2 separate regions of the Mus musculus genome follow, and region 1 is linked to region 2. The links are chromatin contacts, found by POLR2A ChIA-PET in ENCODE. All regions are on one chromosome and are shown on one strand. Each heading gives the region's core, a stretch centred on a gene start or an enhancer-like site at or near the end of the contact. The rest is flanking DNA. Distances are from core to core; before and after follow the strand shown.

Region 1 (3,926 bases), core at 1,235-3,734, 46 kb after region 2:
TCTTTGTTTTCTTTCTTTCTTTCTTTCTCTCTTTCTTTCTTTCTTTCTTTCTTTCTTTCTTTCTTTCTTTCTTTCTTTCTTCTTTTTTGAGATAGTATCTCTCATATGGACTAGCCTTAAATTTCCTGTATAGCCAAGATTGACCTTGAATTTCTGATCCTCTTGCCTCTATATCCTATATAATGGAATTTTTAGATTTTTTTTAAAAAGAGATTTTAAAAAAGATTTATTTATTTATTATATGTAAATACACTGTAGCTGTCTTCAGACACTCCAGAAGAGGGTGTCAGATCTCATTACCGGTGGTTGTGAGCCACCATGTGGTTGCTGGGATTTGAACTCAGGACCTTTGGAAGAGCAGTCAGTGCTCTTATCTGCTGAGCCATCTCTCCAGCCCTCAAGAAGAGATTTAATGAGTGTTTGCATGTGTGTGTGTGTGTGTGTGTGTGTGTGTGGCCTGTGGAGGCCAGAAGAGAGCATTGCTTCTTGCCTGCTACTGGAGTTAATAGATGATTATGAACTGTCAATGTGGGTGCTGGGAATCCAATTCTGTAAAAAGAGCCAGTGCTCTTAATCACTCGGCATCTCTTTCTCCCCAACCCCGTTTTTGTCTTTTGTTTTCTTGGATTTTCCCCCACTTTGGTATCAGAGTATCCCTAAGTAGCCAAAGTGAACCTTGAACTTGTAAGTCTCTACCTTGTTCACCAACTCTGGGTGCAACCACTCTCTCCTGGAATAGGTATTGCTAAAAATAGCTTTTGTGGGAACCAGCAAGTTAGCTTAGCAAGTAAAAGTGCTTGCTGCTAAGCCTGCGGGGCTGAGTTTGATCCCTGGATGGAGTAGAGACCATTCTGGTTAGTTGTCCTCTGACCGGCACACAAGCTTGCTATGGTACACCTATTTCCCTAATGAATTGATGATAATGAAGAAGGAGGAGGAGGGGTAGGGGTAGGGGTAGGAGAAGGAAAAGGAAGAGGAGGAGGAGGAGGAGGAGGAGGAGGAGGAGGAGGAGGAGGAGGAGAAGGAGAAGGAGAAGGAGAAGGAGAAGGAGAAGGAGAAGGAGAAGGAGAAGGAGAAGGAGAAGGAGAAGGAGAAGGAGAAGGAGAAGGAGAAGGAGAAGGAGAAGGAGAAGGAGAAGGAGAAGGAGAAGGAAGAAGAAGAAGAAGAAGAAGAAGAAGAAGAAGAAGAAGAAGAAGAAGAAGAAGAAAAGAAGTCCATGGTGCATCCAGCATGGAAAAGTTCTGGATTCTATAGGCCATCTGCTGGTCAACTGTTTCAACCAGAGGGCTCTCTCTGGAAGTAGACACAGGTTATGTGTGCCGCTACTACCTCTGGGAAGGAAATGGTGGCTGGAGGGTGGGGGTTTGTCTGGGGTCCGGAAAGACTTTTGTTTTTGTTTTTAACCAACATCCTTTTTCATCTTTTGACTGTTATTCCTGGGAATGTATTACGGACTCAACAAAATAAATACAGGAAATTATGGAAAAATGAAACTGCACTTTGGACTATACTACAAATAGAATTTTTAAAGATATTTGGAAAAAGAAATGAGCGGAGCGAGCAGCTGCTATTGATGGTGTCAAAGCAGTGTTTGTCTTCTCAATCCTGCTGACTGCAGTGGGTCCAGGCTTGGAGCGGCTCAGGCTAACAGCCCTGAGTGGGGGTGGGGTGGAGTGGGAGGTCGGTTGGCAAGCTCTTGGCTGAGGTTTCCTAAAACCTGGAGGGGCCGTGGCGGAGGCGGGGCTCTTCTTGCAGAAAGCCGCACAGCCCGAGGACAATTTGTTTTTGTTTTGTTTTTATGTAGCTTGCCATTGTTCAGTTTGATTTTTTTTTTTTTTCCCACACAGGGTCTCGCATAACTCAGGCGGAGGGCTGAAACTTAGTATGCCGCTATCTGGGCATCCAGCCCCCACCTCTGGAGTTCAGGGATAACCTACCAAGCCCGGTTTTTGTAGTGCTTAGAATGGAACCCGGGATTTCCTGTACGCTAGTCAAGCTCTCTACCAACTGAGCTACGACCCCGACTCCTTTCTTTATCGTCACGTAGTCCAGGCTGGCCTCAAAACTTCCCATGTAGCTGCGGATGACTTTGAACTCTGGATCTTCAGGTCTAAACTCCCTGTGCGGAGTGTGGGAATAAAAGGCTATGTCCTCGCTCCCCAGTGCTAGCTGTCATTGTTATTATTTTGAGAGAGGAAAAAAAAAAAAAAAGAAAGAAAGAAAGAAAGAAATAAGTCGAGGACACTCACGGAAAGCGAGTGGGACAGGCCAGGCCAGCTGAGGTTGTCCACAAGTTCTTGCCCTGGGTCTTTGGAGATATAATTAGCTGGTTTTTCCAGCGCTGAGTGGGTGGTTCACTTCTGCACCCCTGGCAAAGCTGGGAGATGATGCAACCGAAGGCAAGCCCGGGCAAGGCCGGCAGAGAGTTGTGGCTATGGGGCTCAGGCGACTTGGTCCTGGGCGTGGGGAGTGTGGGTCAGACTGCCAGGGGAAGCTAAGCCTGCCGGCTGCCCAAGTCTCCGCCTCTCCCCCCTCCCCCCATCCCTGCACAGTAACAACTTCTATTCTGAGTTCTTTCTCTCTGTGCTGCAGGTGGAAGAGTCCGGGGAAGAACTGGAGGCCACATGGGGGCCGGGGGGCGCTCTGTTCTGGGAGATTAAATCAGGCATTGAGGATGGAGAGAGGGCTTTTAATCAACAGGAGACATTTTCAGGTCACCATGTGCTCATGGGGTTAGCCAATCTTCTTTTACTTTTTTTGAGACAGTCTCCTGTTGCCACGGATGGCCTCAAACTTGCTAGGTAGAGGAGGATGCCCTTGATCTTGGGACCTTTCTGTCTCCATCACCCAAGTGCTGGGACTGAAGCCTTGCCCCATCATATCTGGCTGTGAAGTATAGTGTTTTGTTTTGTTTTGCTTTTCCCCTTGGTTTTTTGAGACAGGGTTTCTCTGTATACTGGCTGTCCTGGAACTCACTTTGTAGACCAGGCTGGCCTAGAACTCAGAAATCTGCCTGCCTCTGCCTCCCAAGTGCTGGGATTAAAGGCGTGCGCCACCACTGCCCAGCGAAGTATAGTTTTTAATTGTGTTCATTGTCACGTAAAGATCCTAAGGGCTGGTGAGATGGTTCAGTGGACTCAGGAGCTTGCCGCCAAGGTTGGCAAGCCCTGTTTGAGCCTCAGAACCTGGATGGTAGAAGGAGAGAACTGAGCCTGAATGTTGTCCTTTGACCTTCCCTAATGTTGTCTTGTTCCAGTGTATGTCGACACACAAGAAATAATGCAGTTAAAAGATAGGATAGGGCTGGAGAGACAGCTCAGCGGTTAAGAGCACTGACTGCTCTTCCAGAGGTACTGAGTTCGAATCCCAGCAACCACGTAGTAGCTCTGAACCATCCATAATAGGATCTGATACCTATTTCTGGGGTGTCTGAAGACAGCTACAGTGTACTTACATATAATAAATAACTAAATCTTTTTAAAAAATAGAATAGAGCCGGGCGTGGTGGCGCACGCCTTTAATCCCAGCACTCGGGAGGCAGAGGCAGGCGGATTTCTGAGTTCGAGGCCAGCCTGGTCTACAGAGTGAGTTCCAGGACAGCCAGGGCTACAGAAAAACCCTGTCTCAAAAAACCAAAAAAAAAAAAGAAAAAGAATAAAAAAAATAGAATAAAAGAATATTAATTTTTTATATTTATTTGTTTTGATTTGTATAGGTGTTTTGCCTGAATGTATGTGTGTGTACTTCATTTGTGCCATCCTGGGAGTAGACAGTACAGGAGACCAGCTCCTCTCCCCAGAGATGCCCACTGTCCTGGTCTCTATTTTCTTCTTTTAAAAATTTATTTATTTATTTTTATGTGTATGGTGTTCTATCTGCATGTACACTTGCATGTCAGAAGAGCATCAGAACGCATTATAAATGGT
Region 2 (3,948 bases), core at 427-2,926:
GTGCGCCACCACCACGCCTGGTGAAATTTTAATTTTTATTTACTTTTTTTTTTTTTTGAGACAGGGTCTCTCTATGTAGCTCTGGCTGTCCTGGAACTATGTAGACCAGACACCTGCTTTCTGCCTCCCAAGTGCTGGGATTAAAGGTAGTCATTACTTTTTTTTTTTTTTTAAAGATTTATTTATTTATTTATTATATGTAAGTACACTGTAGCTGTCCTCAGACACTCCAGTCTGATCTCGTTACGGATGGTTGTGAGCCACCACGTGGTTGCTGGGATTTGAACTCCTGACCTTCGGAAGAGCAGTCGGGTGCTCTTACCCACTGAGCCATCTCACCAGCCTGGTAGTCATTACTTGTTTGTTTTACAAACCAAAAAATTTTGGAACAGAGAATATCACAAGTCATTTAGATACATCAGATTTTTTGTTGTTTTTCAGAAAGTATCTCAAGAAGTTCTTTCTGGCCTAGAACTCACTAAATGTATGAACATAAAGTTCGACTCCTGTTCCCTTGGGCCAAGAGCTGAGATTATGAGGCAGGGAGGAGAGGAAAAAGACAAAAGGACGTTCAAATGAGCCCCATTACTACTATACTAGGCATGTCTAACCCAGAAAGAAAAAAAAAGATCTAGAAGGAAATGAAGTTTTGCTAGAATCTTCTGAAGGTCACAACAAAAACAGGTTTAACAACTGTAGCCTGCACCACAACTCCCTTAGGGGAACAAAAGCATTAGAGTTGTGTCTGAAAAACTGGTTAATATTTTGACCTTTCTTGGAAGCAGAAACAACTAAGTCTCCCCAATAAATCAGAGTAGCCTGAGGGGGGCCAGGCCGAGGATACGTCTGGGAGCTGGAGGCAAACGATGTGGCTTGTCAAACGAGGGTATTCAGCTATCCTGGGGTCTGTGTGTAGAGGCCCAGGGAGACCCACAGGTCTGGCAGCCAGAGCAAAGCCCTTACAAAGGCCGCAGGTGCCCCTCCTAGCATCTGCATGGCGGAGCTGCGTGCTCAGAGCGTAAAGGCAACCTATGCAAAACCTTGCTCTCCTCCTGGGAAAGTGAGCCCTGTGACCGTTTGTCTTGTTTTTTTTTTTGTTTTTTCATGCAGCCTCATCAAGTCGCATTTGCCGCGCGCGCGGTTTGGGCGAGGCGGGAAAGCGAAAGTTGAGCAAACTTTGCAGGCTCTACCCTGCATCGGGGCGCAGACCGGGCACCGTGGGGTACCAGTTAAGTCGCCCAAGCTCGGTGACCTTGAGAGCGACTATAAGGCTCCTTAGTCTGCGATGGATGCCCCACAACGAGGAAGCAAGCGTCCATGTTTCACTCTGACCCGAGCCCGCGGCTGCAGCCGCCATCGCCCGGGATTAATGGCGGCAGAGTCTGGACAGCTTTATTCGGCTGCAGCCTAGGCGGAAGTGGAGGAGAGGGGGCGTCTGCGCGGCTCGCGGGGATGGCCGGGCCGAGCGCCGCATCTGCGGGACAAGCCGGCACGCGGCGACGAGCTCGCGCCACCGCGCGTACCCCACCCACCTGACGGAACGGCCGGCGCGCGCTCCCAGTAACCGCGGTTTCTCGCAGCGTTTGTAGCGCTTACGTCACAGCCTGCGCCGCCTCTGATTGGGTGATCTGGTCAGGTCATGTGGCAGAGCAGGGTGCTATAAATAGGGCGAGGGGACGGTGGTGGTCCGCCATTTCGTGACGCCGCGAGACCGAGAATCTGTAGGAGCAGAACCAGAGGGAAGCGGGTGGGCCTGTCGGAGCGTTAGGATTTGAGCTTGGGCCTTTTGAACCCAGGATCTCGGTAAGGGACCGGCGAACGGAGGGAGGGAGGTGGAGGGAGGGAGGTGGAGTTCCGCAGACTCGAGGTGGGGCCGGGCGCAATGGCGGCACCAGATTGAGACAAAGGGGCGCCGCCGCCATTTTGTGACTTTCGGTCCCGGGCGGCGGCTGGGGCCCCGGGCAATGTTGAAGATGCTTCCAAGTCTGTAAATCCCGGACTTAATCTTTTGTCCTTTGGAGGAAGGCTCGGAGAGGGATTGCTCCAGGCTGGGGTGTGGCCGGCGTGTGTGTGTGTGTGTGTGTGTGTGTGTGTGTGTGTGGGGTAGATCTCTAAATGAATTCTCCACGTCGCGGCCTTTAGTTTGATGGCGCCTTTTTCTTCCTTGCTCCTGGTTTTCTTGGTATAGTGTCTTGAGGACTTTGTATATATTTTTTAAGACAGGTCTTTTCGTATTTACTGAGCCCCTACAGTCTCATCTTTTTTTTATGCCGACTTGGTGTTTGCTTTAAAAATCTTTTCTAATGAGGCTGCGTTTCTTAATGTAAATCATAGTTCACTTTGAGTTGGGTTTTTCTTTGACCTATTTGCTTTTAACAGGTGTGAAAACCGGGGATGGATGAGTTTCATTTGTCTTTTTGTTTGTTTTTTTAATTTTCGCGGAATGGCTTGGTCGCTCAACTGAGTCTTGGGCACAGGGTGGGGTCACGGCAAAATAGGGTTAAATTTTTTAGTTTGATAATAGTCGGTTTGAACATTATGGTGTATAGTAGGGAAGACACTTAAATGGCTTATTAAGTAGGGTTTTCATTTCGGAAGTGTGAAGTTGAAGACTTACTGAGTGTATGTCCTCAAGGTTGTATGTTGTATGTCCTTTTAGTAAAGATTCTTTTACGCAGGAGTTTAGGGTGCACGGTGCAGGCCACTACATGCCTAGCAGACCTCAACATTTACTTTTATGCACTTTTTACTAAAAGACGGGGGGTCACTAGCAAACTTCATAACTGTCATTCCTCTAGCCTGTTGAGCCACAAGCATGCTTGCCTTCCTAGCTATGATAGTTTTGTTGTGGAACCTTTGTGTGGTTCCAAGATATTTATTTTTGTTTGTTCCTGAGACAGTTCTTGCTGTAAATCAGGCTGGCTGTCTTGGTTTACTCAACTTTTTTAGATCTGGTCTCCAACTCATCATTTCCCTCCTCCTTCAGAGTGCTGGGATCAAAGGTGTGTGTGTGTGCGTGCGCACACCACCTTCCTGATGCACTTAGTTTTTGAGACAGGGTAAGTTATGCTTCAACTTCTGCATTCCTTTTTCTGTAGTGCCGGCCTTCTCAGAATTCCCTGCCTCTCCTTGGGATTTCTTTTAAGTGTCTGGATTTTCCATTTCAAGCATTTCACATGTAGGGAATTGTAATGGCCTTTTCTGGTTTTAGAATGTTTTCAAGACTTTTAAACTTAGTAGTAGACAGTATATTCCTGAATACTGTGTCACATTCTAGATCTCCATCTCCTGGTAGTCATTTAGATTGGCACAGCTTTCACTATTGAGAGCAGTGCTGTAGTGAGGCTTTGACATGTTTTTCATTGTGTCTGTAGTTCTGGGGATTAAGTTTCAGTTGCATGCTAGACAAGCTCCCCACCACTGAACCACATTGAGACTTGAATATATGCTTGGAAAACAAATGGAGCCAGGTGTGGTGACTCACAGTTGTCTTAGTCCTTGAGAGCCAGGCTAGCCTGGCCTATCTACAGTGAGACACTTTTCTTAGAACAATAGCACATGGTTTGGCTGCTTGGAGAATTTTAACTGCTTATTAGAGAAGTGTTTAGAAAAAAGTGGTATTAGTGTTAAGACAGTAAAGGAAATTTTTGTGGCAGTGTATCTTGGAAGTATTTGATTGCGACAGGACTTTAACTGTAGCCCTGCCTGGCCTCAAACTTGTGATTTTTTTTTTAAGATTATTTATTTATTCTATGTAAATACACTGTTGCTGTCTTAGACACTCCAGAAGAGAGAGTCAGATCTTGTTATGGATGGTTGTGAGCCACCATGTGGTTGTTGGGAATTGAACTCAGGACCTTTGGAAGAGCAGTCGGTGCTCTTAACCATAACCGCCGAGCCATCTCTCCAGCCCCAAACTTGTGATCTTAATTAATTACTTTTAAAAAC

Evidence for each region. ChIA-PET counts read pairs that join two places held with the same protein, here RNA polymerase II (POLR2A).
Region 1: POLR2A ChIA-PET joins it to region 2 with 27 read pairs in embryonic stem cell. The contact joins the promoter of Trp53cor1 here to the promoter of Srsf3 in region 2. POLR2A ChIA-PET finds 5 or more read pairs at or near these places in 5 of 5 experiments (Patski and embryonic stem cell).

What each region holds. Positions count from the first base shown.
Region 1 is chr17:29,076,642-29,080,567 of GRCm38, forward strand. It overlaps Trp53cor1 (tumor protein p53 pathway corepressor 1), which reads right to left and starts at 2,485. Exons shown (of 2, transcript NR_036469.2): 1 at 2,250-2,485.
Region 2 is chr17:29,030,984-29,034,931 of GRCm38, forward strand. It overlaps Srsf3 (serine and arginine-rich splicing factor 3), which reads left to right and starts at 1,677. Exons shown (of 6, transcript NM_013663.5): 1 at 1,677-1,803. It overlaps Gm16196 (a long non-coding RNA gene), which reads right to left and starts at 1,640. Exons shown (of 3, transcript XR_876716.2): 1 at 1,533-1,640.